2 separate regions of the Homo sapiens genome follow, and region 1 is linked to region 2. The links are chromatin loops, found by intact Hi-C in ENCODE. Cell type or tissue: PC-3. All regions are shown on one strand. Each heading gives the region's core, and the rest is flanking DNA. Links, peaks and the distances in the headings are about the cores only.

Region 1 (15,937 bases), core at 4,708-12,707, 230 kb before region 2:
AAATGTTGGATTTTCTGGATCTATTTTTCCTATACCTTTTCTTTTGTAATTTCAATTTCTTTGTTTTTCTATTCTATATTCTGAGTAAATTCTTTTTTTTTTTTTTTTTTTTTTTTTTTTTTTTTTTTTTTTTGAGATGGAGTTTTGCTGTTGATGCCCAGGCTGGAGTGTAATGGCACAATCTCAACAATCTCAGCTCCCTGCAACCTCCACCTCCCTGGTTCAAGCGATTCTCCTGCCTCAGCCTCCCAAGTAGCTGGGATTACAGGCATGTGCCACTGCACCCGGCTAATTTTGTATTTTTGTAGAGACAGGGTTTCTCCATGTTTGGTCAGGCTGGTCTTGAACTTCTGATCTCGGGTGATCCGCCTGCCTCAGCCTCCCAAAGTGTTGGAATTACAAGCATGAGCCACTGTGCCTGGCCAGTAAATTCTTTAATATGCTCTTTTTAGTTTATCATTTCAGTTTACATTGTTGTTGATTCCACTGTTCTTAACTGTTGAGTTTGATTTCATTATTATGTGTTTTATTTCCAAGTGTGCTTCTCTACTATTTTTTTCCTTTTTTTTCTGCTGTATAGTTTCTCTTCTTGTCATCTGCTGTTTCTGTAGCAGTTTCTCTTGCTTTGTCAATGTAATATCCTTTTAAATCCCTGTTAACTCTCACTGAGGTTGTTGATTAGAATTTTTTAAAAAGTTTTCTGTGCTTTCTTGCCTTGACTTAACTCTTTTTGAGGACTGCTTGGTCTCCTTTACAGCTCCTGATTGTCATTTATAACACCTAGTCATTTTCCATTGTCTTTGCCTACTTACAGTGAAAGTCTAGACTAGTTTAAATTGGTAATTTGTATTCTTTAATGATTGTTAGCCCCCGAGTGAGCCTCACTTTCATAGCTTTCCTTCCCTCACACCAAAGGAAAAGTAGGAGATCTTAGTATTAGAGGCCTACTTCATGTATATGGCCTGTTGATGAGGATGCCTGCTCTTTTTTGACATCTGGGGAGAGTTCCCAAATCTTTTTGTATTTTACTTCCTGGAGTCTCTCCAAGATGATTCTCTATATAATCAGGCAAACAAATGAGGAAATGTCACTGCTTGGCCAAATTGCTTTCCTTTGTGCCCTTGCTTGGCTGGAATTCTCCCTTCTAGCCCTCTCACTCCTTGTGGTGTTTGGTGGGTAACCTCACTATGAAATTTCACTTCCATTTCTGGTAGAAGATTAGTTTAAAAACTTTCAAGTGCTACTTTTTTTTGTTGTTTTTTTTTTTCAGGAAAAGAATTAGAATGAATGTTGCTTCCAGAGTAGGTTTCCATTTGCCATCTACCCCCGGCCCCATTTTTTGTTCATTCAGCAAATACTTATTGAATGCTGCCTGTGCTAGGAAATATATGATGAAGAATACAAAGTCTACTCGTGGAGACTATATTTTAATAAAAAGACGAAACTTTGACATCATTCTCTTACATATTTTTACATAAGGAAAGAGTATTTGTTTTATCTTGGTGGGAAATTTTATTCCTCCAATGAATAATATATTAAAGAAAACAAGTGGGAAATTTCATGCAGAAATTACATACAAGAAATAGGAAGAAAATATACAAAGGTCAAAACTTAGTAAGTCACATTGACCTAGCATGTTGCCTGGATTATTTAGGTATGCAATAACTTTTTACTGAAATGGAATGTTCTCAAGTACTGTGAGGCCAAGTAATTCAAGATAGAGAGGAAGGAACACCATCCATGTCTGTCGGCAAAATAGTAGCAAAACCTTTTCCCCTCTTGCATAGGAATTTAGTTAACTTTTTAGGTATGTTTCTTGGAGCCCTTACAGTATCAACTACATTAGTAGGCTATACCGCTATGGAAAAAATGATCTCTGAGTAAATTGCATGTAGACCAGAAGGAAATATAAATGAACTAGTTTCCAGATGCCGATACAATGGCTGTAGGCTTCATTGAGTGCAGTGATTCTTGAAACTGGGTAGATCTTGCAGCAGTCCACACAGCTATCTGGGAGCTTTCATCCCAATGCTGACAGCTCATGTGCAAGGAGATGAGATCTAAATCAGATAGGTATAGAGACCATGCTAGCTGAGATGCTAATGAAGCAAGGACTCCTGAAGAAGGGGAACTTGACACTGTGCTGCCCACATGCTATGCTTCTCTTCTGTATTCGTAGTGAGTCTAGTGCCAAGTGTAGCCTCTGATAGTCTTTGATTTTTAATATTCTTTGAGCTTAATGGGCACTGCAGTGGTTTAATCAGGTCTTGGGATCCCGACAGGTGTTTCCCCCAGGTCCATTAGGAGTCTTCTGTTACTTTTAGAGATCGTTTTTATAGTGTAATATACTAATTTTCCTTTAATTTAGGCTCAGGTTTCTGGGACTTTTGGTCCTCCTCAGTTTGCAGATTTCACAAGCAAATTATTTTACGTTTCTTTTCTACAGACTTTACCCCTTATTTGGGATGTGTGAAAAATTTTTACAGGAAGTAGACTTTTTTCAGAGGTAAGTATTTTATAACTCTTCCGGCTTATAAAATCTTGGTTACACGGAGTATAGCACTTGCAGGCAATAGGAACAATCACAAATCACATTCCTTGGTTTAGCTTGTACAGCCAGGCTATCATCTGTGGCCATGTCGTTAACCTTAAATTAGGAAAAAAAAAACTAATTTGGTTTTTTTCTTAATATTATAGAAACTTCTTTGAAGTTGGAGCTTCAAAACTAAACCTACCAGGAATCACTTGCATTTAGCACTCAGCTAGGCCATAAAAACACAAGTAATATGAAGAAAACGTGTAAATACGTTTGTTGAAAAAAATCATTAGTCATCTGTTTTTTTAATACTGTTCGTTCACACCATTCTTATTTATTTATTTATTTATTTATTTATTTATTTATTTATTTATTTGAGACAGAGTCTTGCTCTGTCACCCAGGCTGGAGTGCAGTGGCGCAGTCTTGGCTCACTGCAGCCTCTGCCTCCTGGGTTCAAGTGATTCTTCTGCCTCAGCCTCCCAAGTAGTTGGGACTACAGGTGCCTACCACCACACCTGGCTAATTTTTGTATTTTTAGTAGAGACGGGGTTTCATCATGTTGGCCAGGCTGGTCTCTAACTCCTGACCTCAAGTGATCTGCCTGCCTTGGCCTCCCAAACTGCTGGGATTACAGGCATGAGCCACCACCGCGTCTGACCTCATTATTATTTTTTGAGACAGGGTCTCACTCTGTCACCCAGACTGGCACAGCTCACTGCACCCTTGAATTCCTGGGCTAAAGCTATCATCCTACTTCAGACTCCTGAGTAGCTAGGACTACAGGCATGTGCCACCATGACTGGATAATTTTTAATATTTTTTTTTAGAGATGGGGTCTTGCTGTGTTGCTCAGGCTGTTCTCAAACTCCTGGCTTCAAGAGATCCTCCTGCCTCTGCCTCCCAAAGTATTGGGATTACAGGTGTGAACCACTGCACCAGGCCCACACTGTTCTTATACTTGCATATTTCTCTGTAATCTACAATTGTTTTGTAATTCTGTAGGTAAATTTTATTTTGTAGAATACATATATTTTTTCAGAGTTTTATATGGAATGAATCTGTTAAAGCACATGCAGTAGTTGAATGGAAAGCTTGATGAAGAAATAGGAGTCAAGGGAGTGACCAGACTTCTGGTATGCTGGTAGAATAATACTGGGAGAAGACATAGGATCTTAAAGCACTGATGAAGTCTGTTTCATTTCTTCCGCTCATTGTCTCTGCCCTCATGAAGTTCACCAAACCTGAGGTTTTTGTGACTCTGTACTTGTCATTGGGGTGATGATAGCTTCTTACAGGGCTGAGTTGCAACGCTACCTTCACCAGCAGGTAATGCTGTCTAGCAAACTGTACCATCTAGCTTGGCTTTTTAAGATCCTAGTTTTGAGGCTGGGCGCGGTGGCTCACGCCTGTAATCCCAGCACTTTGGGAGGCCGAGGCAGGTGGATCATGAGGTCAGGAGTTCGAGACCAGCCTGGCCAACATAATGAAACCCCGTCTCTACTAAAAAATACAAAAAATTAGTAGGGCGTGGTGGTGGGCAGCTGTAATCCCAGCTACTCGGGAGGCTGAGGCAGGAGAATTGCTTGAACCCAGAAGGCGGGGTTCCAGTGAGCCGAGATCACGCCATTGCACACCAGCCTGGGCAATAGTGCGAGACTCCTTCTCAAAAAGAAAATAAAAAATAAATTCTAGTTTTGAATCTGAAATAAGTTCATGCCTTACTTTTGGCTTTAGATTCTTTAAAGTAGAGAGTCTGTTTTTGCACAGTTGGGTTGAAAAGATTTTTGGGAAGATGATAGCTCTGAATCCCCAAAGTTCTTCATCTGATGTTCTTAATTCATCCTTTGAGTTCCTGCACAGATATCACCTCCTCAGTGAGATATTTTTTGACTATCCACTGGCACGAGGCCCAAAATTGGATCAGTCTGAGCCAGGAGTAACGTACTTAACTTTTCTGAGCCTCAGTGAGGCATCATCCCCTCTGAGTCTCAGTGTTTTCTGCCACTTGAATGTAAGCTCCATTGAAGCAATCGTTTTGTTCTCTTTTGTTCACTGTGTTTCCAGAACCTAAAATAGTGCTTGGTGCTTCGTAGGTCTTAAAAATGTATTTGTTAAAATAATTAATGAATCTATAATATGAAAATAAAAATTCTAATGATGCTTAGGATTGCTGGGAGTTAAATAAGATCATGTAAAACACTTAAGAGTATGCCTGGCACATAATGGTTATCAATAAACAGAGGCCTTTCTGATGATCATGTGACTGAGGCATGATTGTATAGGTACCAGTCTATCTTGGTCGTAAATTGCAAGCTCTTCTCACTTCATCATTCTTCCTACTTCAGGGTTTGGTAGGTGTCTGGGGCCCAGCCTGTGGTGAACGTGTGCACAGTTGAATGAGTCAGTTGCTTCTGTTTGTTCCTCCAGGTATTTCATCGCTGATTTGCCCCACTTGCAGGACAGCTTTGTGGACAAACTCCTTGACCTTATGCCCCGATTCATGACATCCAAACCTGCAGAAGTGGTCAAAATTCTACAGACCATGCTGCGACAGAGTGCCTTTCTGCATCTCCCACTTCCAGAGCAGGTCAGGGTCTATTTGGCCCCTGTAGGCCAAATCTGTCCAGACGGTCAAAAATCTTTACCTTGGTGATCTTCTTTGACCAATGGAGCAGCTGGGCTAGGCTCTTCCTCTGAGTGGCTCCCACATGCCCACTCATTAGATAAGGAGACAGAAAAAAGATGTGTTTTCTTGTCCAGGAATGACCTGGCTTTAGAATCATAGGATTTTCCTCTTGCTTACAGATCCACAAAGCCTCAGCCACCATCATTGAGCCAGCAGGCGAGTCAGACAACCCTTTGCGGTTTACCTCTGGGTTGGTGGTTGCCCTGGATGTTGATGCAACCCTGGAGCATGTGCAGGATCCTCAGAACACTGTTAAGGTCCAGGTCTGTCGGGTTTGGGTCCTCGTGGAGCTTCTAGACTGACCTTGTGTTGAAGTATTTAATGTTAGTACCCCTGTAGTCTCTACTTGAGGGACAGAAACTGGGACAGGAGAAGAAATGAGCTTCTGTGGGAAAGAACCTAGGCTTGAATCTCAACTACTGCTGAGTGTGGTTTGGAGCAAGTTACTTTAAACTCTGAGTCTCAGATTCTACAACTGACAAATAGGAGGAGTTGACATAAAGAGATAATGTATTTAAAGCCCCCAGGACCCAGTAAGCGTTCAGTAAATGATAAGACCTTTTCTAATCTTGTAATGTGACGTTAAGATTTGGTCTTTTGTTACAGAAAACTATAATAAACAAGTTCCTTTCAGGCTGTGAGTCAGTCAGCTGGCAGATAAAATTTATGGATGGGAAAAAGCGATTACTAGGAAATATTCTTTCCCAAGTTACATAGATGTAATAGAGACACATGAGAAATGTAGTAGAGACACTAATCAATTCAGACAGTGCAGTTAAGCCCCACAAAGAGTACTACTCCTTCATTCATCCATCTGTCCACTCATTCATCCTTCCTTCCATCCATCTGTGCAATCGTGTTTACTCTATTGCATGCACTAAGTGCTGTGGTTGCCAAGGTAAATATGTCACAGTTCTTCCTCTCAGGGTGTGCACAGTTTCACTGAGAGACATACAAATGGGCAGGCAATTATAAAACAGGGTTTGGTGAGTAGACATGCACAGGATGGGTCATCTCCTAGACTGTCTCCTAAAAAACCCTTTCAAAGCACCTCTATCACATGCAGGGCTAAACCTTTTAGAGTATTCAATTTGGAGTGTGGTGGAGGCTCAGGAAAGGAAAGGAGAAGGGCACAAGGGATATGAGAGAAGGGCCAAAGGGATATGAGTCAAAGCAGGGATGCAAGCACTGGCAGGAAGTACAATAAGGGGACAGAAAAATAGGCTGGAACAGGCAGAGAAGGCTTCCTGGAGGAGGTAAGGATGAATCAGGCCTTGAAGATTACGCTTTTCGGCTATGGTGACAATAAAGGACTGGGCCTTCTGGCTTCCAAGCAGAAATTATTATAAATTATGAGACCTGCAGAGAACTAGTTCTGAGCTAGCTGTGAAGTTGTATTGCATATTGGAGTGTTTTTGTTTTGTTTTGTTTTTTTCCACATTAGTGGTTGTCCACCTTCACTGCACTTTAGGATTACTCAGAAAGCATTAAGAACAGATGAATAGGTGTCAGCCTACATTAATTAAATCAAAATCCTGAGAATAGGGCCTATGGACACTAGTGTTTAAGAGTTCATAGGTGATTCTAATACGTAGTCAGTGATACCAGCAGAACTACTGTTTTACCTTGTCCCTGAAAAAAAACTTCACTGATCACCTGAGTGTAAAGGAGATTGTGGGCAGGTTACTTAAGGGTCATCTCCTAGACTGTCTCCTAAACCCCCTTCAAAGCACATCTACCACACGCAAGGCTAAACCTTTTAGATACCTTATAGGTAGAGGGACAGGAAACTCACTGCCCCATCGTGGGACAGGTCCAGTGCTTTGAAAGTGCCATCCAGTCCAGTCACCACACCCTGAGTCATTCCTCTGTTCCAGGCACTACTTCAGGTGCTCGATAGAGATATAGCAGTAAACATGCCTCAGAGATGACACTGAGATTACATTCCCCATTAAAATACTGTAGATCTGTTCTTTAAAGCAAAGCCTGCAGAACTCCATTCATTAACTATTTATTTTATTTTATTTTATTTTATTTTATTTTATTTTATTTTATTATTATTATACTTTAAGTTTTAGGGTACATGTGTACAATGTGCAGGTTTGTTACATATGTATACATGTGCCATGTTGGTGTGCTGCACCCATTAACTCGTCACTTAGCATTGGGTATATCTCCAAATGCTATCCCTCCCCCCTCCCCCCACCCCACAACAGTCCCCGGGGTGTGATGTTCCCCTTCCAGTGTCCATGTGTTCTCATTGTTCAATTCCCACCTATGAGTGAGAACATGCGGTGTTTGGTTTTTTGTCCTTGTGATAGTTTGCTGAGAATGATAGTTTCCAGTTTCATCATGTTTTATGGCTGCATAGTATTCCATGGTGTATAAGTGCCACATTTTCTTAATCCAGTCTATCGTTGTTGGGCATTTGGGTTGGTCCCAAGTCTTTGCTATTGTGAATGGTGCCGCAATAAACATACGTGTGCATGTGTCTTTATAGCAGCATGATTTATAGTCCTTTGGGTATATACCCAGTAATGGGATGGCTGGGTCAAATGGTATTTCTAGTTCTAGATCCCTGAGGAATCGCCACACTGACATCCACAATGGTTGAACTAGTTTAGAGTCCCAACAACAGTGTAAAAGTGTTCCTATTTCTCCACATCCTCTCCAGCACCTGTTGTTTCCTGACTTTTTAATGATCGCCATTCTAACTGGTGTGAGATGGTATCTCATTGTGGTTTTGATTTGCATTTCTCTGATGGCCAGTGATGATGAGCATTTTTTCATGTGTTTTTTGGCTGCATAAATGTCTTCTTTTGAGAAGTGTCTGTTCATATCCTCCGCCCACTTTTTGATGGGGTTGTTTGTTTTTTTCTTGTAAATTTATTTGAGTTCATTGTAGATTCTGGATATTTGTCCTGTGTCAGGTGAGTAGGTTGCGAAAATTTTCTCCCATTTTGTAGGTTGCCTGTTCAGTCTGATGGTAGTTTCTTTTGCTGTGCAGAAGCTCTTTAGTTTAATTAGATCCCGTTTGTCAATTTTGGCTTTTGTTGCCATTGCTTTTGGTGTTTTAGACATGAAGTCCTTGCCCATGCCTATGTCCTGAATGGTATTGCCTAGGTTTTCTTCTAGGGTTTTTATGGTTTTAGTTCTAACATGTAAGTCTTTAATCCATCTTGAATTAATTTTTGTATAAGGCGTAAGGAAGGGATCCAGTTTCAGCTTTCTACATATGACTAGCCAGTTTTCCCAGCACCATTTATTAAATAGGGAATCCTTTCCCCACTGCTTGTTTTTGTCAGGTTTGTCAAAGATCAGATGGTTGTAGATATGTGGTGTTATTTCTGAGGACTCTGTTCTGTTCCATTGATCTATATCTCTGTTTTGGTACCAGTACCATGCTGTTTTGGTTATTGTAGCCTTGTAGTATAGTTTGAAGTCAGGTAGCATGATGCCTCTGGCTTTGTTCTTTTGGCTTAGGATTGACTTGGCGATGCGGGCTCTTTTTTGTTCCATATGAACTTTAAAGTAGTTTTTTCCAATTCTGTGAAGAAAGTCATTGGTAGCTTGATGGGGATGGCATTGAATCTATAAATTACTTTGGGCAGTATGGCCATTTTCACGATATTGATTCTTCCAACCCATGAGCATGGAATGTTGTTCCATTTGTTTGTATTCTCTTTTATTTCACTGAGCAGTGGTTTGTAGTTCTCCTTAACATCTGTTAAGGAGATTAATTAACATCTGTTAATGAGAACTTTCCTCGATTAAATATTCTGTCATTGGAGATTGGTACATTTCTTTGTCAAGGGCAACAGTTTTTAAGCCATTCACATACACACGTTCCTGGGAGAAGTGACACTGGGGAGATTTTTTTTTAACCCCTGAAAATGAACATATTGGAGAATACATTCATGATCTCTCCACAGGCTCTAATAAAGGGGGGGAGACCTGGGTTCTGCACCTGGCCTTGTTGTCGTGGTTACGGTTGCTTTCAGGCAATGGCACCTGTTCTCCAGGTGTGTCTGGACTTGTACTTGCTTTAGCCATATATGGCCACCAGGGGGAGGAGTCACCCCACAGTTGCCTGGAGCGCCCTCGCTCTCCAAATTCACAGCTTGAAATGTCACCTGTGGCCGTCCTGCGGTCATCCACGGTTTTCTTTCTTACCTTTTCTTTCTTTCCTTCCTTCCTTCCTCCCTCTCTCCCTCCTTTTTCCTTCGTTCCTTCCTTTTTCTTTTTTTCTTTCTCTTTTCTTTCTTTCTTTCCCCCTCTCTCTCCCTTCCTTCTTTCTTTCTGTCTTTCTTTCTATCCTTCCTTCCTTCTCCCCTCCCCTCCCCTCCTCTCCCCTTCCCGACAGAGTTTCGCTCTTGTTGCCCAGGCTGGAGTGCAGTGATGTGATCTCAGCTCGCTGCAACCTCTGCCTCCTGGGTTCAAGCAATTCTCCTGCCTCAGCCTCCCAAGCAGCTGGGATGACAGGTGCCCACCATCAAGCCTGGCTAATTTTGTATTTTTAGTAGAGACGGGGCTTCCCCATGTTGGCCAGGCTGGTCTTGAACCCCTGACCTCCGGTGATCCATCCTCCTCGGCCTCCCAAAGTGCTGGGATTACAGGCGTGAGCCACCACAGCTGGCCATCCATGGCTATTTTCACCATGCCTCGCTTTCCCCTGTTGGTTCAGTCACCCTCAAAGGACAGAGCCTCTGTGCTATAGGCCTCCCCCCCGGATCTGTGCATTGCCTAATATGACTGGACCCTCCTCCCCACCCCCCATCCTGCCCCAGCTCCTCTGATGACATCATCGGCTCTGGAGCCACCACTCAGCTTTTTGCAGGAGGGTCCCCTCCCTCCAACCCCACTGGCCCCTCAGGACCCCACATCCCCCGGCACCGTCTGGTGCAGGGACTCTTTTTTCTCCTATACCCCACGTACTGTAGAATCTAAGGTAGGGTCTATATCCTTCATGGTTCCTGTGGTCGTGTCCAAGACCTTTCTCTTTCAAAGGCAGCGGAGTCACCTGCTGTCCCTCTCAGTGACTGCTGTCTGCTGGTCTTCCGCTTGCACCTCGTCATCCATTGAGGACTTGTGTTCCTGGCTGACTGCATTCTCATCCTTCTTGCCGTCTTGTAGAGCAGCAACCCCTCTACATTCCCCCAGCAGGTTTGCAACAGTGATTTCATACAAGACGTTGGTGTCGTCACCCACGTGGACAGGCCAGGCTACTCCCCGTCTCTCTGGGCACTTAGACTGCTGAAGCTCCAGTGAGCTTTTCCAACTTGCCTCTCAGCCACCACTCCCTGCCTGCGGTCACACCTGGGACCCTCCATCACCCAGAAAGGAGACTTCAGACAGCTCTCTGCTGACCTCTCTTCTCTTGCTCCAGAACTCTCCACTTGGCCTCCCCACCTCATTGTCACTCTCTCTGTGGTCATTGCCTTCCTTAATCATGGTTCATAATTAAAATCAACTCCTGCAGGGCGAGGTGGTTCACGCCTGTAATCCCAGCACTTTGGGAGGCCGAAGTGGGTGGATCACTTGAGGTCAGGAGTTCGAGACCAGCCTGGCCAAAATGGCAAAACCCCTGTCTCTACTGAAAATACAAAAATTAGCTGGGTGTGGTGGCAGGCGCCTGTAATCCTAGCTACTAGGGAGGCTGAGGCAGGAAAAATCGCTTGAATCCGGGAGGTGGAGGTTGCAGTGAGCCGAGATCACACCACTACACTCCAGCCTAGGCGACAGAGGGAGACTCCATCTCAAAAAAAGAAGAAAAAAAACCTCCTTTTTCTCTCTCTCTCCTGACATTGTTCCCCTGGGCAAGGGTGACATGAACAGGCTGGATCTCTTGCATCTGCATCTGGACAGCCAAGCATCACTGGGAAAGCACACACTCAGCTGCACTTTCACTTTATTTATTCATCTATTTATTCATTTACTTATTTATTTATTTATTTATTTTAGTGACAGGGTCTCACTCTGTCACCCAGGCTGGAGTGCAGTGGTGTGATCAGAGCTCACTGCAGCCTCCACCTCCTGAAGCGATCCTCCCATCTCAGGTTCTGTGGGAGCTGGGATCACAGGCGTGCACCACACCATGCCCATCTAATTTTCTAATTTTCTATAGAGATAAGGTCTCGCCATGTTGCCTAGGCTGCTCTTGAACTCCTGGCCTCAAGCAATCCTCCTCACCTCAACACCCCCAAAGTACTGGGATTACAGGTGTGAGCCACCATGTTTGGCTGTACTTTGACTTTTTTTTTTTTTTTTTTGAGACGGAGTTTTGCTCTTGTCGCCCATGCTGGAGTGCAGTGGCGCAATCTCAGCTCACTGCAACCTCTGTCTCCCGGGTTCAAGCAATTCTCCCACCTCAGCCTCCTGAGTAGCTGGGATTACAGGTGCCCACAACCCTGCCCAGCTAATTTTTATATTTTAAGTAGAGATGGAGTTTCACCATGTTGGCCAGGCTGGTCATGAACTCCTGGCCTCAGGTGATCCACCCATTTCAGCCTCTCAAAGTGCTGGGATTACAGGCGTGAGCCACCGCGCCTGGCCTGGCTGGACTTTCACTTTAAATTCAGACTTCAAGTGGGCTTCCTGGAAACCCCTCTACATTCCCCCAGGAGGTGAAGGGCCTGAACATCCCTTTTCTGCCAAAGGTGCGGCAAGAGCCTCTCCCTACCAACATCTCTCTTCAGTTCCAAGGATGAAACAGATAGTGGCCATAAAAAGAGCAGAGGACAGCAGGAATAAAATTACCTCAGGTACTGAGGTTACAAGCACTGCTGGCCACCAGTTGCTCACCTTTCTTCAAGAGATTAGACATGAACAAAGAATGATGAGGTCACAGGATAAGCAAACTCTATGTCTTTAGATCTGTACACAGTATAGGCCTCCAATGTTTAGAAACAGAGAAAATAGAAAAAGGCAAACTCATGTTGCTATTTGGCCTCGGCCCTAATGGTCAGGCTGTGGTTTTCTGTTTTCTCCTGTTGTATGTGGTGCTGTGTGAGTATAATCACCAATCACATGTATACATGTCCACATGTATTTCTGCATTTCTCAACATTATCTTACAAGACATTCAACTTTAAATCAGGGGGAAAAAATTAGTACTTTTAGGGTGCCCACTATTAGAAGGTAACTAGTAATCAGGCTGTCATTGAAGCCTGGCATCTTATCTGCACTGGGTGCATGTATTAGTTAGCTGTTACAGTGTAACAAACCATCCAAAACTTATTAGCATCATAATTGAGATGGTCAGGCATTTAGGCTGGGCTCAGTGGGACCATTCTTCTGGTCTCAACTGAGCTCTTTCAGACATGTATTATCAGCTGCTTGTTGACTAAGCAGCTGTGCTTCTGGGAGTGAGCTTCTGCTTCTGGGGCTGTCAACAGAGGCAACTTGCTTCTCCTCCCCATGGTATCTTGTCTGGCTTACATGGGCTTTTTTTCATAGAGATGGCAGCATTCTGAAAGAAAAACAGAAGGATTCAATACCTTTTGAGCCTACGCCTCAAACTAGCACACTGTCATGTTCACAGGTTTCCACTGCCCTGAGCAAATAAGGCCAGCCAGATCCAGGGATTGGAAAACAGATTCTGGATCTCAATGGGAACAGCTGTAAAAGCACCTGGCAATGGGCATGGATACAGGAGGGATAAAAAATTGCTACCATTTTTGCAATAAGCATCATTCTGCCTTTTTTTGCGCATGTAGTTTATAGAACTCTTCCACATCAATAAATTGTCCAAAGACCCACAGCTACTAAGTGGCTGGGCTGGGACTCAGGATCAACTCCGTGTGACCCTTGAAATCCTGGAGAGTGACATTTCTAAAATAGAAGTCAGATTTCTTTTAGATTTGTGCCCATATAGTACTGTTTATTATTAGAATAATCTTAAAATGGCTGGGCATGGTGGTTCACACTTGTAATCCCAGCACTTTGGGAGGCCGAGGCAGGCAGATCACGAGGTCGGGAATTTGAGACCCAGCCTAACCAACATGGTGAAACCCCGTCTCTACTGAAAATACCAAAAAAATTAGCCAGGCTTAGTGGTGGGTATCTGTAGTCCCAGCTAGTTGGGAGGCTGAGGCAGGAAAATCTCTTGAACCTGGGAGGCAGAGGTTGCAGTGAGCAGAGATCACGCCACTGCACTCCAGCCTGGGTGAAAATAAATAAATAAATAATCTTAAGGAATTGCAGAAACACATGGCGGCTCACACCTGTAATCCTAGCACTTTGGCAGTCTGAGATGGGAGAATCACTTGCACTCAGGAGCTCAAGTGCAGCCTGGGCAACATAGTAAGATCCTGTCTCCATAAAAATTTTTTTTAAAAAATTAGCCAGGCATGATGAGGCATGCCTGTAGTTCCAGCTCCTCAGATAGCAGAGGTAGGAGGATTACTTTACTTGAGCCTAGAAGGTCAAGGCTGCAGTAATCCATGATTGGTTACACAACTGCACTGTAGCCTGGGTTATAGAGTCAGACCCTGTCTCAAAAAAAAAAAAAAAAAAAAAAAAAGAAGAAGAAGAAGAAGCAGAAAAAGAAAGAAATTGCAGGAGCATTTGAAAAGGACATAGAATAATTTGGAAAAAGTAGCTAAAGGATGAGTTGAGAAAATCAAAGCCAAAACCACACATGACTTATTTTTTATCATAGAAAAAAATTGAAAATTAAAAAAAAAACTCTAGAGAAATTAAATGTTACAGAGTTTAATTGAACAAAGAATGATTTGCAAATCAGGCAGCCTGTGGAGCCAGAGTAGGCTCAGAGAAACTCCAGCACAGCCACATGGTAAGAAAATATTGATGAACAGAAAAAGCAAAGTGACACACAGAAAATGAAAGTGAGGTACAGAAACAGCCAGATTGGTTATAGCTTGGGATTCGCCTTATTTAAACACGGTTTGAAGATTTGATATCCTTTTAGTGGGAAAATCACAGTGGTTAGTACAGGAATGCGTTACAGTTAGGTTTCAGTTTACTATGTACAAAAAGAAAAAAAAAACTATTGACCAAAATTAAATGAAAGGGGACAGCTTCAGGCTATAACTAATTTAACAATTTCTCGCTTTTGGTTATCTTCTCAAGTTTGAGAGACAGACCAAAACTTTATACATTATATTCTGCCATCATCAAAGATATACTTATTTAGTCTCAAATCTCACTGTGAAATAGCAGAACTGTGAGTTTTGTAAAGTGGAAATGAGAACTTGAGGATATTAATTTTTTAAAGAATTACAGTAGAGGGGACCTCTTTATGTTAAAATTTGCTGCTTACAGAATAAAAACAAAACCTGGCCTGTTTTAGCATCTACCTATTTTCTTAAATTTTTAGTTTGAGTATGTCATATTTAGCATGAGTGACTCCATTTTGGTTTGGTTTGGTTTTGTCTGTTTGGGCCTGGTGCGTAAGCTCAGTCCAGAATAATAGCCTCCAATAATTTCTTTTAAAAATTCCCCCGTTTTGGTTAAGTTTTCACATACGTCAGAGTGTGACCAAAACTTAGGGCCTTAGTGCCTCTCTCAGTTTCCATTATTTTGGGTTTTTGTTCTTATCATGTCATTTATAGGTTATGGTGTCCTCATGGTCGCATATATCTTTGAGTTTTCATCATTCCCATTAAAGAGAGACCATTTGACATTCTAGAGATGACTGCATGCAAACATTTATAACTTTTGAGAGAATACAGTGCAATAGGGAGACTACTATTTTGACTATCAGGAGGATAACACCAAGAGTTTGAAGTATGCTTTTTAACCAGGGTCCCCATGAACAAACCAACTAAAATTAAATAGATCAAATAATTAGCTAAATAATTGGTCTACTCATTTCAACCAAGGAGTCTGTTTCTTTTTTCTTTTCTTTTTTTTTTTTTTTTTTTTTTTTTTGAGATGGAGTCTCACTCTGTTGCCCAGGCTGGAGTGCAGTGGCAAGATCTTGGCTCACTGCAAACCTCTGCCTCCCGGGTTCAAGTGATTCTCCTGAACACTAAACACAAAAATTAGCTGGGCATGGTAGCGCATGCCTGTAGTCCCAGCTACTAGGGAGGCTGAGGCAGGAGAATCGCTTGAACCTGGGAGGCGGGGGTTGCAGTGACCTGAGATCATGCCACTGCACTCCAGCCTGGTGACAAAGTGAGACTCGTGAGACTCTGTGTCAAAAAAAAAAAAGACCAAAAAAAAAAAATTATGTCGTCTTACATACCAGGACTTTTTCTCCAATTTATGTGCATAGCACTGATAACTGAGTGGTTCTCATAGGTAATTTTACTTGGACCACAGAGTTTATTTAAAGAGCACATTTAAAAAATTTCAGTACTTGCTGATTTAGCGTAAAAATGTGGCAGAGTATTTTTCTGATATTCAATTAATTTTTGTCTTGCCTGGGCTCACAGTTTTATGAATCCGTCTTTTCATGGGAATGCTCATGATCCTTACCCAGTTCAAACAATATGATCCTAAAATTATCAGAAACAGGACTCAACTTGTCTGGTCACTTTCCATCTTTTCATGAACCTCCTAAAGACACAATACTCTGGGATTTTGTGTGCTTTTGAGGTTTTTAGAAACTAAATAAGAATTAAACCATTAACTGTGAAAATTACTTAAATGGTTATGAAAAAACAAATAAAAAATTGATTATATCTGTTGCCTATATTTGTTCATAATAAACATAATTATGACTAATAGCATATAAAGAGATATATATTA
Region 2 (15,937 bases), core at 3,599-11,598:
TTTGGTTCATGCTTCTGTAACAGTGCTTATCACTTTTTATGTGTCCGTTTTACCTACTGGGCAGGGCTAGGCACAAGAATAAGGGCTCAGAAATGCTTGAAATTTTTTTAAAATAAATTTTCATTTGCACACATCTTCCTAGGTCCTCAGCTTCTTCTGAATAATAAGCTGGGCACTTCAGTCAGGATGTTGGGGCACCTGCTTTTCTCCTCTTATTCTGATCCCTATTTCTTCCATCCCCAGACACCTGCCCCCTGCACTGAACAAGTGTTGGAAAGCAAATATGGCAGAAATAAATACCAGTCAAGCAGTGCCTACACTGCAGGGAGCCCATAAAAGGAGAAGGCCCCTCTAAACTGGAAGATATGTTTATTTTACAATTAGCAAAAGGTCAGTAGGCCTGGTATAGAATCCAAGTGTTACTCTGCTGTGTTAGCAAGAATTGTGGGGTTGGGAAGTTACTGCTGGGGATTTGGAATTTTTATTATTAATTCCAGGAAACCAGTGGTTTCTGAGTAATACATGAATCACAGAAAAGTAGTCTGCCATCCTTTGACAAAAAGCTCCTTTTTGGTGACATAACAAGGTCAATAGGTCATGGGAGCTCTTCTGGGTTACCTTAAAATGACCCCTTTTGAGGATGTAACAGATTATTAATTAAGAGCCATATCAAGGAGCTATGGCTAGGCGGGGGCAAGCCTTCAATCTTTGATTTAGAAGCTGGGAATTTTCAGTTCTCTTTAGTCTGCAGAACCCTAAATTGGCCTTACAAAACTCTAATAGGAATATTTGTTTAGCTGTTGCTCTTTTCATCACAAGGAATCATGGGATATCATCCATTCCAGAAAGTTTATTGAGCACCTATTATGTACCAGGTATTGAGCTAGGGTGGATACATACAAATCAAAAAGACCCTGTCCTCAAAGTACTTAAACTCTAGTGGGGCACACAGACATGAAAACAAAAGGATACAATCAATTGTCACAGGTGACATGATGGAGTATGTTCGGCATATTGAGACCTAAAGACTGGAGTAGCCCACTGTAGCCAGGGAAAGAGTGAGGAACAGGAAAGCCTTCATAAAGGAGGTGGCCCATTTCAACTGTACAAATAAAAAGAACCATTTCAGTAAGAAAAATGCCTCCCTAAGATACACTCACACTTGTTTTGGCCACAGCATCTTTGATTCTGCATTTATTTGAGCCCTCTTCTACTGAGTTAGATCTACTTGTACTTTGAAAATTAGTTTTGAAGTCTTAGTTGTAAGATTGTGCATCTCAAATTCATTGAATTTGCCTTTGAAGCGAAAATGCCAATGCTCTTCTATCCCTCAGTTAATGCATATATTTGGTTGCTTGACAACGGAACATTTCTGTACTGCCTGTGTCATCTCAGACTGGAAACTTCTTGGAAGGGGAATCCCTTTGTTTTTATAAACAGCCTGGTAAGCTTTGAAAGCTTATTTCAGGAGGTGCATGGTGGGAGGTGAGGGATTAGAAAGTATTTGGGCTGCAAAGCTCACTTCAGAATATCTTCCTCCTAGCTCCAAACTGCCTCAGACTCTCAGTCACATTTTTTACCTGTTGCGAGCCAGGGATGTTCATATCACCACAGCCTTGACATTCCCTCTCTATTGATGAGAATGAGAACCAGAGCAGTATCTCTGTTCCTATTTTCATTCCTGGGTCTCTCAAAAGTTTTCTCAATAGCAAGTCACCATTCCTGTGATGAAGAAAGCAAATGCAACTATGAATCAATATGTATATAGGAAGCCAAAGACCTTTTATAGTTTCTGAACCTAGCTTGATATCTTTCTGGGAAACTAACTGTTCCACACAAACTGGAACGCTTGGCGTGATGGGCTTCTACAGGCTTTACAGCTGAAGTGCTCTTTATCTGATTCAAAAAACTAGATTATCATTTAAATATTCTCTTTCCACATGTCCCTCAAATTGATCATAGCTATATTTTCTTAAGCATGTGGCTTATAGCTTGATGATCTTGGAAAATATTCAAAAGTAGCACATAACAGGTATTGTAACCAAGGGAGGTTTCAAAGAGAGTGACTGGTCAGAGCATCTTCTAGGATACTTCCTTTTTAAAAAAAAGTTTTGGAAAAAACTTAATTCACAAATAAAAAATGTATGTATTCAAGGTGTACAATGTGAGGATTTGATACACATTTACATTGTGTACTGACTACTGAAGTCAAATTAACACATCCATCACCACCAGTAATTGTCATTCTGTGTGGGGAGGTGGGGTGAGGACACTTAAAATCTGCTCTTTTACCAAATTTCAAGTAAACAGTTCAGTGTATTATTAACTGCAGTTACCACGCTGTATGTTAGATCCCCAGAACTTATTCATTTCATAACTGAAGGTTTGTACCCTTTGAACAACATCTCCCCATTTCCCCAAACCCCAGCCTCTGGCAATCATTGTTCTACTCTCTGCTTCCATGAGTTCAACTGTTTTAGATTCCACATATAAATGCCATCATACAGTATTTGTCTTTCTGTGTCTGGCTTATTTCCTTTGACATAATGTCCTCCAGGTTCATCCATGCTGTGGCAAATGACAGGATCTCCTTTTTTAAGGCTGAATAATATTTCATTGTATATATATATATAATATATATTAATTATAATTATATATTATATTAATATGTTATAAAATATAATATATAATATAATATATATAATATATTATATATATGTCAGATTTTCTTTATCCATTCATCCTTCAATGCATGTTTAGGTTGTTTTCGCATTTTGGCTGTTTTGTATAATGCTGCATGAACATGGGTTTGCTAATATTTCTTTGAGATACTGATTTCATTTCTAGGATCCTTCTAAGCCATCCCACTGGTGAGTATTTGTGCTTCCTGTACATGCTGAATGTAAACTAATTTATTTTATTTTATTTTTTTAAGATGGAGTCTCGCTCTGTCGCCCAGGCTGGAGTGCAGTGGCGCGATCTCGGCTCACTGAAATCTCCACCTCCCGGGTTCACACCATTCTCCTGCCTCAGCCTCCCCAGTAGCTGGGACTACAGGTGCCTGCCACCAAGCCTGGCTAATTTTTTGTATTTTTAGCAGAGATGGGGTTTCACCGTGTTAGCCAGGATGGTCTCGATCTCCTGACCTCGTGATCTGCCTGCCTCAGCCTCCCAAAGTGCTGGGATTACAGGCATGAGCCACCGCGCCCGGCCAAGCTAATTTAATTTTACATTAGCCTAATAATGACTTTCATGAAAATGAAAGAGAGTCAGTCTAAGGAAAACAAAGCTGTTGAGCACTAAGCAAGAAAGTCAGCATCCATTCTTGTTGCAATTTAACTTTGTAGTGAAAACGAAGGTAAATAATCAATAGAGAGAAATTGTCACCTATTGATCCTAATAATAAGATGTCAAGTGATGTGTTTCAGATAGAGAGACAGAGAGAGAGGCAGAGAGAGAAAGAGATCCCCTCTTTGTGTTTACCATTTGCAAACTACTTGAAAATCTGTCTCAGCAAAATCTCATCTATTTGGACTAATGGGGGTTGGGGGCAGGCAGACCAATGTGAATTAGTGACAGGTTGGAATTCTAGAATGTTTTAAAACATGACCTTTCATTAGTTGAAGTCTATGTGTACCATAACTCAAACTAACTGCACACAGTGGTTCCCAAGAGAGATCCTCAGAGATTGGCTTTCATGAATAGATAAGACCCATTGGTTACTAGCAGTATTCATTGACTCATAAACAATGTGCTAAAGTCCTTAGAAACAGTTTGTTTCTTTAAGATGAAAAGGCCTTTGTGATGTGATTTAAAGAATCCTGCCCAGCAAACTTTACCCTCATGGAGAATGCAAAGATCTCTCTCTCTAGAATCTCACACACACAGTTGGCAGCACCTGAGGGATTGAGGTGTGACTGTACTGATGCGATAAGGTAAAGGGGGTTCACCCTGCTGTCTCTGTTAAGAGATGCATAGAATGTAAAGTTGGGAGAAACATCCTATCCCCACCTCAGCCTCTGCTGGTGTACTTCTGGCAGCAGGAATGGAGACCATTACCTCTGGAGGCTGGTCAGTACTAATGTTTGGAAATGGTTTTCCTTGACTCTCCATTATTTGATGGGCCAACAGGTCCTCTAAGTCTGTGAGTGTGGACTTGATACATCAATATCCCTTGCCTCTCCAGCCTCCTCCACATGGGTGTGAAAGGGGGAAGTTGATCTTGGTTGCCCACCCGTCTCCTTTCTTCTCCCATTGCTTCCTCTCTCATCTTGGACCCCTATAATAAAAAAAAAATGGGAGGCCAACTGTTAGCTAGAAAATAATCTTGCCCCTTTCTGGTTTCTTTGTCTACTCCTAAGGAATTGCAGAATTTCCTAATCCTTAAAGAGTCAAAAGAAAGAGCTAAAATTTCAGAACATATGACAAGCAATGGAGTTGATATATTTTTGAGAAATGGATCACCAGTAGTATTTAGTCAAGTCACACTGTGTGGACAGCCTGCCCTCCCTCCATCCTAAAATGCACTCATCTTTGCTCTGTTGGGTAATGTAAATATTCAGCTTCCTCTCCGTATCTAGGCTGAATGTTTGTCTTCTCTTGTCCGTATGGCCTTGACATGCCTGGCCACATCATGAAGGGTCTGTATTACAATGTAAACTCCAGCAAAGGGTTCGTGTTTGTTAATCTTTGTACAATTCTAAAAAAAAGAATGTTTAATAAGTGGCTTTAAAAATTTTCTAATTGTGGCAAAATACACATAACATAAAATTTATCATCACAACCATTTCTAAGTGTACAGTTTAGTAATGAGAAGTATATTCACATTATTGTGGAACCAATCTACAAAACTGTTTCATCTTGCAAAACTGAAACTCTATACTCATTTCACAGTAACTCCCCATTCCTTCCTCCCCCCAGTCCCTGGCAACCCCAATTCTACTTTCTATCTCTATGAATTTGACTACTCTAGATAACTCATATAAGTGGAGTCATATAGAATTTGTCTTTTTGTGACTGGCTTATTACACTTAGCATAATGTTCTCCAGGTTCATCCATGTTGTAGCATGTGTCAGAATTTCCTTCCTTTTTAAGGCTGGATAATATTTCATTTTATGTATATACCATATTTTGTTTCTTCATTCATCTGCTGATGGACATTTGGGTTGCTTCCACTTTTTGGCTACTGTGGATAATGCTGCTATGAACATTGACATAGGAATATTTATCTGTTTGATTTTATGCTTTCAACTCTCTTGGGAATATACCTAGTAGTGAAATGGCTGGATTATAGGTTAATCCTATTTTTATTTTTAGTAGAGACAAGGTCTTGCTATGTTGCCCAGGCTGGTCTTGAACTTGTAGGCTCATTATTCTATTTTTAATTATTTGAGGATAATGATGTTTTTCAATGAGACTGAGAAGGAGAAACATAAGCTATATGCATTATTATATTAGAGTGTCTCCCATTTCCCCACATATCTACTGAGTACCTATTATGTGCTTAGTGCTGTTTCTAGTAGGATTTGGGACCCTATGGTTCCTTCTTTTCTGTCACTAGAATATGACCTCCATGGGGGTAGGGATTTTTGTCTATTTATTTCTTCTTTACTGATGCATGGCCAGGACCTAGGATAGTGTCCAACATTCATTCATTCCTTTGTTCAGCAAATACTTATTGAGTACCTAGTATGTACCACATGCAAAACGATTATGAAAGTGATTATGAAAGTCAATTAAGAAACCAATATTTCTTTTCTGCTTGGCTAATGGGCAGAGTTGATGAAAGGAAGCAACAGGTCTTTCTGATCACTTTGTGCTCCATCAGCTAAATGTTAATGACCCCTTTACTTGCAAAGGAGGGATAGGGTTAAATTTAGGACTGTGTAGGGTCCAGCCCCACAGGATTGGTGGGTTTTCTCCCCATGTGCAGAGACAAGAGAGTGTAGAAATAAAGACACAAGACAAAGAGATAAAAGAAAAGCCAGTTGGGCCCAGGGGACCACTATTACCAAGACGCAGAGACCAGTAGTGGCCCCAAATACCAGGCTGCATTGATATTTATTGGATACAAAACAAAGGGGCAGGGTAAGGAGTGTGAGCCATCTCCAATGATAGGTAAGGTCACGTGGGTCACATGTCCACTAGACAGGGGGCCCTTCCCTGCCTGGCAGCTGAGGTAGAGAGAGAGATGGAGAGAGAGAGACAGCTTATGCCATTATTTCTGCATATCAGAGACTTTTAGTACTTTCACTAATTTTGCTACTGTTATCTAAAAGACAGAGCCAGGTGTACAGGATGGAACATGAAGGCAGACTAGGAGTGTGACCACTGAAGCACAGCATCACAGGGAGTCAGTTAGGCCTCTGGATAACTGTGGGTGGGCCTGACTGATGTCAGGCCCTCCACAAGAGGTGGAAGAGTAGAGTCTTCTCTAAACTCCCCCGGGGAAAGGGAGACTCCCTTTCCCGCTCTGCTAAGTAGCAGGTGTTTTTCCTTGACACTGATGCTACCGCTTGACCACAGTCCACTTGGCAATGGGCGTCTTCCCAGACGCTGGTGTTACTGCTAGACCAAGGAGCCCTCTGGTGGCCCTGTCCGGGCATAACAGAAGGCTCGCACTCATCTTCTGCTCACTTCTCACTATGTCCCCTCAGCTCCTATCTCTGTACGGCCTGGTTTTTCCTAGGTTATGACTGTAGAGTGAGGATTATTATAATATTGGAATAAAGAGTAATTGCTACAAACTAATGATTAATGATATTCATATATAATTATATCTAACATCTATAACTAGTATAACTATTCTTATTTTATATATTTTATTATACTGGAACAGCTTGTGCCCTTGGTCTCTTGCCTTGGCACCTGGGTGGCTTGCTGCCCACAGGACTGGAAGAGAGCAACTCAGCTAGAAGAGAAGATCAGTGGAGGCAAAAGCCTTTTCCAACTGATCCCGGATGGACAACTGCTCATTCACCAATACTGAAGCCATTTTTGAATTCAGAGGAGAGCAGAAAGTGGTGCCTGATTAGCAGCAACTTCAAATTAGAAGACTGAACAAACTCACCTAAATCTTACCTGGTACCCAGTCAATCCCGCTTAGTTCATTCAATAAGGTGATATTTAAAGAATATTCCCAGAGCTCTCTGGAGTTCACAAAATGGTGCATTCAGTTAACAACATCCATTTAAGTCTCCTCCTTTAAACTGCCATGAGATATGCTATTGGAGAAATTCAGCAGGTTAAGGGGCTGGCAGGAACTATCTAGGATTCCTTCCAGTTAGGCCCTCAAAGGCATTTTGCAGTCCCACGCTGGCCCCCAATATGCCAGTGTGGGACTGCATGCTGTGAACATATGAAAAGCCCTTCTGTGAGCCCCAGAGATTGTTTTTCTCTCCCTTCTGTGAGCCCCAGAGATTGTTCATGTCTATCTTTCTACTTTAAAACCACTGCCACGTACCATTTCTTAGGGTCCTTTTCATCTCCAGACTGGCCTATGTGGTAGGACGTAAACTTGCCAGCTACCCTCTCCTCACTGTCCTCCCAAGTAACACTGATACCATGGAGAAAACAAAGTTACAAATATGGGAAATAGTTATACAGACTTGAGACATTTCACAAAAGTTCCTGTAATCAATGTCCGTGCTTCTTTTGATTGAAGGTACTCTGAAGCTTCAGTGGTCTGCTCTATGCTATCTGTGAGAGTGGTGCTCTTTATTGCTTATAGGCTAAGGCTACACTAATTAGCCTGCCATTCAAGGCCCTCTCCAAGCAGACTATGGTCTACCATTCCATTATTACCTCCTACTCATCTTCCAGTCCACACAAACTGTCTGCTCCCATCAAATGGCACACTAACTATTTTCTCCCAAACTATTTTCATTAATATTTCCTGGTCTTTGTTCACATTAATTCCCTCAAACTCTCTACCCTTTCTTTGGGGCCTGGAGCCCTACCTTTTGTGACCACCCCCGGCCCTTGGGGCAGAATTGCTCCCTCCTTGGAATTCTGATAATCTTTCTAGTCTGCACCACTTCTCTGGATTTGACATATTGGAGTATATGTGTGTGCGTGTGAGACTAAAAGCAGGCACATTTTTATATTTCTAGGGCTAACACAGTGCCACACACTGAGTAGGGACTCAGAAAGCATTTATTTTTTAATGATGATGTCATGTTCTTGAGGCCTATTCTTTCTTTCCCTAGGTAATGTTTACTAATGTGAATGAAGTGCTGCTGAGGCTTGCTCATGTTTTTTAAAAAGATGAAGATGGTGATGACTCAGTGGCAAGACCTTTTGGCAGAGAATTCATCTTGAAAATACTTGTACTATCCTAGCAACACATGTGTAACAAGGGGAAACTGTCAGAACAGCCCTAAGGTAAAAGCAGGGCAGATTGTAGGATTTTAATAGGTAGGATTCTCTTCTCTCCTCTCCTCTCCCCTCCTCCCCTCCCCTCTCCCTCCTCTCCTCCCCCCTCCCCCCTTCCCTTCTCTTCTCCTCTCCTCTCCCTGTCTCTCTCCCTCTCTCTTTCTTCCATCCTTCCTTTCTTTTTATTTATTTACTCTCTTTTTCTTTCTTTCCTTCTTTTCCATCCTCTCTCCTTCCCTCCCTCCTTTCCTTCCTTTCTTCCCTCCTTCTTCCCTCCCTTTCTTCTGTCAAAGTAATTAAACTTTGGAATGAGTTATGGAGGGAGATTATTGAGAAAATTTGAACAATTTACTCATTCATTCTAAGAAAAACTTGGAGACAAAGTAAAGGAAAGGGGAAAAGTTTAAGTAAGAGGGATTTGGCATTTATCCACAGAAAACAAAGGAAGGCAGATAAAACCTTCCTTCCTTCCTTTCTACCTTCCTTCCTTCCGTACTTTTTGGTCTCAACTCTGTGTGGCTTCCCCAGCAGGATGAAGAACGCTGTGGTGGGTGGGGCTACTTCTTCACTGTGTTGTAGAGCCATCAATCAGGCCAATAAAAATTTAAAAAGGCACAGATGGTTTTCTCTGTGAAGAAGTGGCTGAAACAGTTACTGAGTAACTATTTCTCTTAATGTGGATATACCTTCATTCCCCAATTGACCCAACCAGGCCAACAATTTTAGCTCTTAAATACTTTACCCAAAGCAGTGCTGGAGTGATGGGTGGGAAAAGACCTGTTATTGCCTCAGGAGTTGGAAAAAGACAGACTCCCACAAGTGGCAGGACAAGAGGTAAGGGAACAACCAAAAAAAAGTAGCAGAAAAAGTTACAAAAGGGAAACAAGGAAACAAAAATTGAAATGTTAAAGGGACACTAACTACATAGGAAGCAAGTGTGGAAATTTGTCTGTGATTAGATTCTTGGAGAAAAGTATAGACAATGTGGTATAAAATACTTTAGTCCCAGAAACACCGTTCTAGAGCTATTCATTTATAAAACAATTTTAGGTGTGTAAGACTAGAAATCTGGGCAGGGCGTGGTGGCTCACACCTGTAATCCCAGCACTGTGGGAGGCCAAGGTGGGTGGATCACGAGGTCAGGAGTTCAAGACCAGCCTGGCCAACATGGTGAAACCCCATCTCTACTAAAAATACAAAAATTAGCTGGGCGTAGTGGCAGGCTCCTGTAATCCCAGCTACTTGGGGAGGCTGAGGCAGGAGAATCACTTGAACCCAGGAAGTGGAGGTTGCAGGGAGCTGAGACTGTGCCATTGCACTCCAGCCTGGGTGAAAGAGCGAGACTCTGTCAAAAAAAAAAAAAAAAAAAAAAAAGACTAGAAATCTGTATTTTTTAAAAAATAGAGATGGGGTCTCACTCTGTTGTCCAGGCTGGTTTCAACTCCTGGCCTCAAGCAATCCTCCCACCTCAACCTCCCAAAGTTCTGGGATTACAGGCATGAGCCACCACACCCAGCTGAAATTTGTATTTTTAGTAAGTGCTTCTGCTGATTCTTAAGATCGAGTAAGTTTGGGAAGCACTAGCCTGTAACATAGTAGAAGGAGTTTCATTAAAGTGCAGAAACAGCAGCAAATAATTTGCTTGAAAGACAATTCATGAGACAGGAAGAAGAAGACGGGAGATAAAGATCAAACTTTGAAATAGGAGAATAAATAATTATATTTCTCTTTTGCACCTCTCGCTCCTGAAATAATTTAAAGTAGCAATGTTATAATATGAATAATGAACATATCTTGAGTGCTTACTGTTGGCTTGGCACTACACGTGCATTTTCTCATTTAACACTCACAACAACTCCATGACTACTATTGTGTTTTTCATTTTACAGATGAGGAAAATAAAAGGTTAAGATAGGAAAGGGCAGAGCTGGGAGCCAAGTGTTAAGTATTTTAGTCCCCAGAGTCTCTGCTCTTGCCTCACTATATTGCTTCCAAACATCAAAACAAACAGAAAACCAGAAAGCCCAGAAACAACAGGAAAGCCAAAAAGCACAACTAAGTGAAGAAACTTAGATGAAGGAAAAATAAAGGAAGACAAACAGGTGAAGCTGAGGTGAGGTCCCGTGCATTGATTAGAAGGGGGTGGGGACACACATTTGGCTGTGGGCTTTCCAACAGCCAAAGCAAAGAAGGAAGAGTGTCTTGATGCAGGGTAGTCACAAGATAAAAGCAAACCCTCTTTTTAGAAGAAACATAGCAATTTCTGGTAGCATTTTCTGGGAGAAATGACCCTTGTAATACTTCAAAAAGAGGAGAAATGATTCTATTGAAAGGATTTGAAAGGATTTTTTTTCAAAGAACTTTGCTGTTCATTAATTTTTTAAAAATTGGGTAAGCAAATGTTTTAAAAAGGAAATCATTTAAATATAGATGATAATATTATTCCCTTGTAAATATGTTTTACAGTTCACACTTTTATAATAAAATAACTGCATGTGGAGTTTTTGTCCTTGGAGATCTTAAAGAAAAGAGTGGCTATTCCTCTGGCTCAGATGCCCGAAGGCAAGGACAGGCTTAAGGGGGCTCCTTCCAACTCTGAGGCTGCGATTCTATACTTTGGGAGCTGTGCAAACACTTCTACCTGCGGCAGCTTAACTAGTCTCAAACCTAAAGACTCAGCCACAGCAATGGCAATGAAGGCTTCCATTGTGGAAATCCTTTCTGATAAAATAAGTGCTTAAAACACACACACACAGACAATAAAACAAAACCTCCTCAACACTTGGGATTAAGACACACTCAAGTAAGACATTTGCAGAAACAAAAGTTTTACTTAGTAAATGCTTGTAACTGGGGACGGAGAATCAGCACTTAGGCACCACTGATTTAACTCTGAGAGTGTTTGCTGAAGTCCTCTGTGTCTTAGACATCAAAGAAATATTTTCTAAGAGTGCCATCAGCACCACCTCAGGGGTGATGTTTTAAGTCTAATATGAAAAAAGAGAACTTTGCTGAAATTTCTTACATGATTAACACGGCTGAATGCCCTTTATGACAAAGCATGAGGAGCGCAAATAAAATTCTCTTCAGGAGGAGACCTTTTCCCTGTTTTTTTTCTTCTTAAATCATTTTTTAGTAATGTAGCACAAGAAAAGAATGTTCACATTTTGGGGTGGGAGAAGGAAGTCCAGAGAGGTATAGCTGTGCCGTTGAAACTGACCGAACTCATTACATATTGGGTCAAATGGCTCACAGGAGGCTTCCTTGCTGAATGTCATCCAAATGCAACCCATAAAAGGTGAGAATCAAGTTACCATCATTGTGTGCATTAGGAAATGTGGTGCAGCAATGGCTAATAAAAAAACATTGGTTCTTTATAGAGTCTGTTGGGATCTTTGGCCTTCTGGCTAGCATGGGGCATCCAGGAAGAAGGCACACAGGTGGCTTCTCTAAGAAAGAACTGGCTGGGCATGGTGGCTAATGTCTGTAATCCCAGCACTTTGGGGGGACAAGGTGGGTGGATCACCTTAGCACAGGAGTTTGAGACCAGCTTGGCCAACATGGTGAAACCCCGTCTCTACTAAAAATACAAAAATCAGCTGGGCATGTTGGCAGGCACCTGTATTCCCATGCACTTAGGAGGCTGAGGCAGGAGAATCACTTGAACCCAGGAGGCGGAGGTTGCAGTGAGCCGAGATCATGCCACCGCACTCCATCCTAGGTAACAGAGCGAGACCCTGTCTCAACAACAGAAAAAAAGAAAAAAAAAAAGAACTGAGGTGCTTGCCTCTGCAAAAAGGGGCAGAGTTATGTTGCTGTCAAGTGAAGGACTTCATCCTTGCCACAGAATGCGTCACCTTCTGGAGGGCTTGATGGACTGCTACCCGACCAGGTTTCCCCTTTATAAACAGAGTCCAGCCACCTTGGCCTTATCTCCTGGATTCTAAAATAGCTCATCAATTTAATAGCACTCAGGTTGTTTATGCACACACAAGACCCTTTGAAAATAACCATTTTCCTGTCACCAAACAGGCATTTTGAAATCAACTAATTGGATGGTTTTCTGAATTCAACTCATTGTTTTAAAAATAACTAGTTGTTCCACCCAATTACATTTTTTTTTTTTACCCCCAAGCCAATTGGTGTGTGTAGACAGAGTTTGAGTTGATCCAGGTGTCTGGCTGCATTTTTGACCTGAACTGATTGACTGCATGTTTTGTGGTCAGATATATACAGCTCTTGATAGCCACAGGGGAAAATGGAGTAGAAGGGAAGGAAGGTGTAGGAAAGTTAGGAGAAATTATATCAACAAAAGTTTCCATCTTGAGTGCTGTGGATCAAGCCATTTTCTGCAATCAATCCTCCCTCCCCCTCAAAACACATGCACGCACATGCGCACGCACACACACACACATGCACACACACACACACATAGTTAAGAAAACAAAAATAAAGTAATAACATCCCTCCCAGCTGGCTCTGCTCATGGCTGTGGGTCTTTTCTTTCTTTCTCTCCATGAATTTCATTACTGTTTGTGTGGCCTGTGGAGGGATTCTGGCAACTCAACTTCATAGGTTTCGCTACCACTTAAGCTGACTTTTCCTTCCTGTGGGGAGCTCTCCTTTGACGGGCTCAGTGTTCCTCTCAGTCTGCTAAAGGCAAGGCAGGAATGAGAGGGCTTCGGTCAGACCTGTACCCCGTAATTCCAAGCATGAGGCCTGACACTGACCCATGTAACCACTTTTCCTGAGGGAAGCTGGGAGTTTCCTGTTATGCGTGTAACCAGTTCTCTCCACCCAGACAATTACCGGTACATTTTGAGAAATTCAGAGTTTTGTACCATCTATAGTTTCCATAATTAGTTGTCAAATTCCACTGGCCTGAGGAAGTGCAATTCAGATGCTTTCAAAGGCTACTTCTTTCAGACTTATCATTTTGATTTCTTCATTTACCTTACTGATAACATGATGAAAGTAGAACAGAGACAGACTTTCCTTGAATGACTTATCCTTAGGTTTTTCACTTGTGAGCAAGAAAAGGTTCTCTAAACATTTACAATTGAACTGTAAGGGTGATCTTGAAGATGTCTTCTGCTTTTATTTTCACAAATTCTGAATGAACTGTATGACATAAACTCATTTTTCTACTGCCCACAGTACTTTTCTATCTGCAGTGCAAAGGTCACTGCAGTGAAGAGAAGAGCACAAGAAATATTCTGAAATTTGACCCATTTATATTGTTCTCAACTTTTCTCTCTCATCTAGTAAATCCCAAATTGGCATTTTTCATAACATATCATTTTTCCTGCCTGGCTCTTTAAGGTGAGTATTGATTCCCATAAGCCTTCCATAGACATCTGGATAACATTCAAAGTTTTTGCCTATGACATTTAGGTTTTAAAGCACTGCCACATGGCTTGTTGGGATTTTTTCTTTTCTTTTAGACTTGGGGTATGGTTCTGTCTTCATTGCTGACCAGCTATGTGACTTTGGTATTGCCACTTTATCTCTCTCAATCTCAGAGGGTTTCCTATGAATATTAAGGGGGTAATAATACTTGCTTGCCTGGTCTATCTGATAGGGCTGCTGGAAAGAACAATCAGATAAGGTATGAGGAAGTCCTTTGTGAGAAGTAGGAAGTTTTAAACAAATACAAGAGGTTCTGAAAGGAGACAATTTAACTGGGATTATTAGCTAGTCCTGGAAATATGGCTCTTCTTTCTCAGATTAAGAGGTTTGTTATCAGGTCCCCAAATTTTACTATGTGTTACCATTACTGTAATCCTTGTTTGTTGAATTGAAACACCCCAAAAGATCAAATTCTAAGGAAAAAATGCTATGAGTGGATATACTGACTAAGATTTGAGAATCAATAATATTAGTACAGGAATAAGGACATTTGGCAGGGTTGAATTTTTTTAATGTTAGTGATACTATGAATATGTTATAGTGCATCAGTATTATGAGTTCTGTTTGTAGCAAAACTAGGATGAGAAATAGAGATCTCTCGATTTCAGAATTGTGGCTGTTTCAGGTGTGAATACAATACAGCTCATAGGCTGGGCCAGGTGGCTCACACCTGTAATCCTAGAGCTTTTGGAGTCCGAGGTGGGTGGATTACTTGAGGTCAGGAGTTCAAAACCAGCCTGGCTTACATGGTGAAACCTGATCTCTACTGAAAAAAAAATAGCTAGGCATGTTTGTGGACACCTCTAATCCCAACTACTTGGGAGGCTGAGGCAGGAGAATCACTCAAACCCGGGAGGTGGAGGTTGCAGTGAGCTGAGATCACGCCATTGCACTCTGACCTGGGCAACAAGAGCAAAACTCCATCTCAAAAGAAAAAAAAAAACTGAACTGCTCATAGAACAATACTGTGCTGATCTTTTTATATTAATGAGAACTAAACCATTTTTTTTTGTGAAAATACACAGAAAAACAGTAGGTGATTCCATCCTTCATTCTTTGATGTTTCTCTTTAACTGGCTCATCCTTGAGTGGTGTAGGGCATTTGATAAGCCCCAGATGGTTTAGAAGCACACAGGTAATATATCTGCTTTTTATTATCATCTTGTCTAGCTGCTTGCATGTGATTAAATGACCTCTTTGCCATAAGACCAGTTACACCAAGGAAGATGAACTTTCTCTTCTATATGTGAGATAACTGTTTTCCCTCCACACCATAGAGTATTAGCTGAGAGACTGACATTGTTTCCATTTACTGGCCTTTTTCCTCTGAACAAGAGTCACTTCATTACCTAGTACCAAGCAGAAGAAAAGAAAGTAAATATGGCATGATATTTCCATAAGGTGACAAATTAGAAATGGTATGAATATATGTGAGTTTGATGGTGAAGTTGAAAACTGGGGTAGATCTGGCTGTAAGCTCAAGTTTGAAATCTTTTTTCAGAGGTGAATTTAAGCTCCTGTAGTTACATCCAGGAAATATGAACCATTACTAAGATCTGGGAATTGAGGGTAAGGCCAAAAGATAAAACAGGTCTGGAAATGTAATTGTAATTGGGGAGGCCAAATGACAGAGGTTAAGCCCTGAGAAATGGAAAGGCAAATTGGTGTCTGAGAATTCCTGGGCCTTTGGCAGGTCTCTTGCTGGATCCAGGCCAGCACTGAACACTTCTTAGCTCCCGTACTCTCCACACGGACTTGTTTTAAGGAGAAGCTGGAGGAAGACTAAGCAGGATCCAACACCGTGAAGTTAAAGGAGACCCTCTGAGGGCATATGCCTGCCTTCAAACTTACAAATCTGCAAACCTTTGGTAAGCTGGCACTCCCAAAAGCTGGCATTTGTGGCAAACCTGCCAATGAACTCACAACTAAAGACGCAAGATCTGTCATTTCTGATCACTCTGGAGGTTAAAAACAAACCTGGCTAAGGACCATGAGGATGAGAATTTTACCCTCATCACTGTATCACCAGTGCTTAGAACACAGTGACTGCTGAATAAATGTTAGTAATAAATGAAAGAGAAAGAAACAAGTAAATAAAGTAATGTTTGTTAAAACAAACAAAGCCAAATCTGGCTTTGATGGCCTTTAAAAGAA

Evidence for each region. Peaks named below come from ENCODE experiments on the same cell type or tissue, not always from the same donor. Only the 100,000 strongest peaks of a DNase experiment are listed, where the experiment ranks them.
Region 1: it touches region 2 in a loop (9-fold over the local background); 5 of 110 quality-filtered maps call a loop at or near these places.

Annotation. Positions count from the first base shown.
Region 1 is chr7:65,207,308-65,223,244 of GRCh38, forward strand. It overlaps LOC124901661 (a long non-coding RNA gene), which reads right to left. Exons shown (of 2, transcript XR_007060366.1): 2 at 12,256-12,692. It also overlaps the pseudogene INTS4P1. Among named protein-coding and RNA genes, the nearest start is that of SNORA15B-1, 140 kb to the left of the region's middle. In PC-3, for the core only: a CTCF peak has its summit at 9,307 (motif pointing right); a DNase peak (open chromatin) is centred at 9,294.
Region 2 is chr7:65,440,721-65,456,657 of GRCh38, forward strand. No RefSeq gene overlaps it. Among named protein-coding and RNA genes, the nearest start is that of ZNF92, 75 kb to the left of the region's middle. In PC-3, for the core only: no CTCF peak of the experiment used is centred there; a DNase peak (open chromatin) is centred at 8,291; H3K4me3 peaks cover 729 bases; H3K27ac peaks cover 1,847 bases.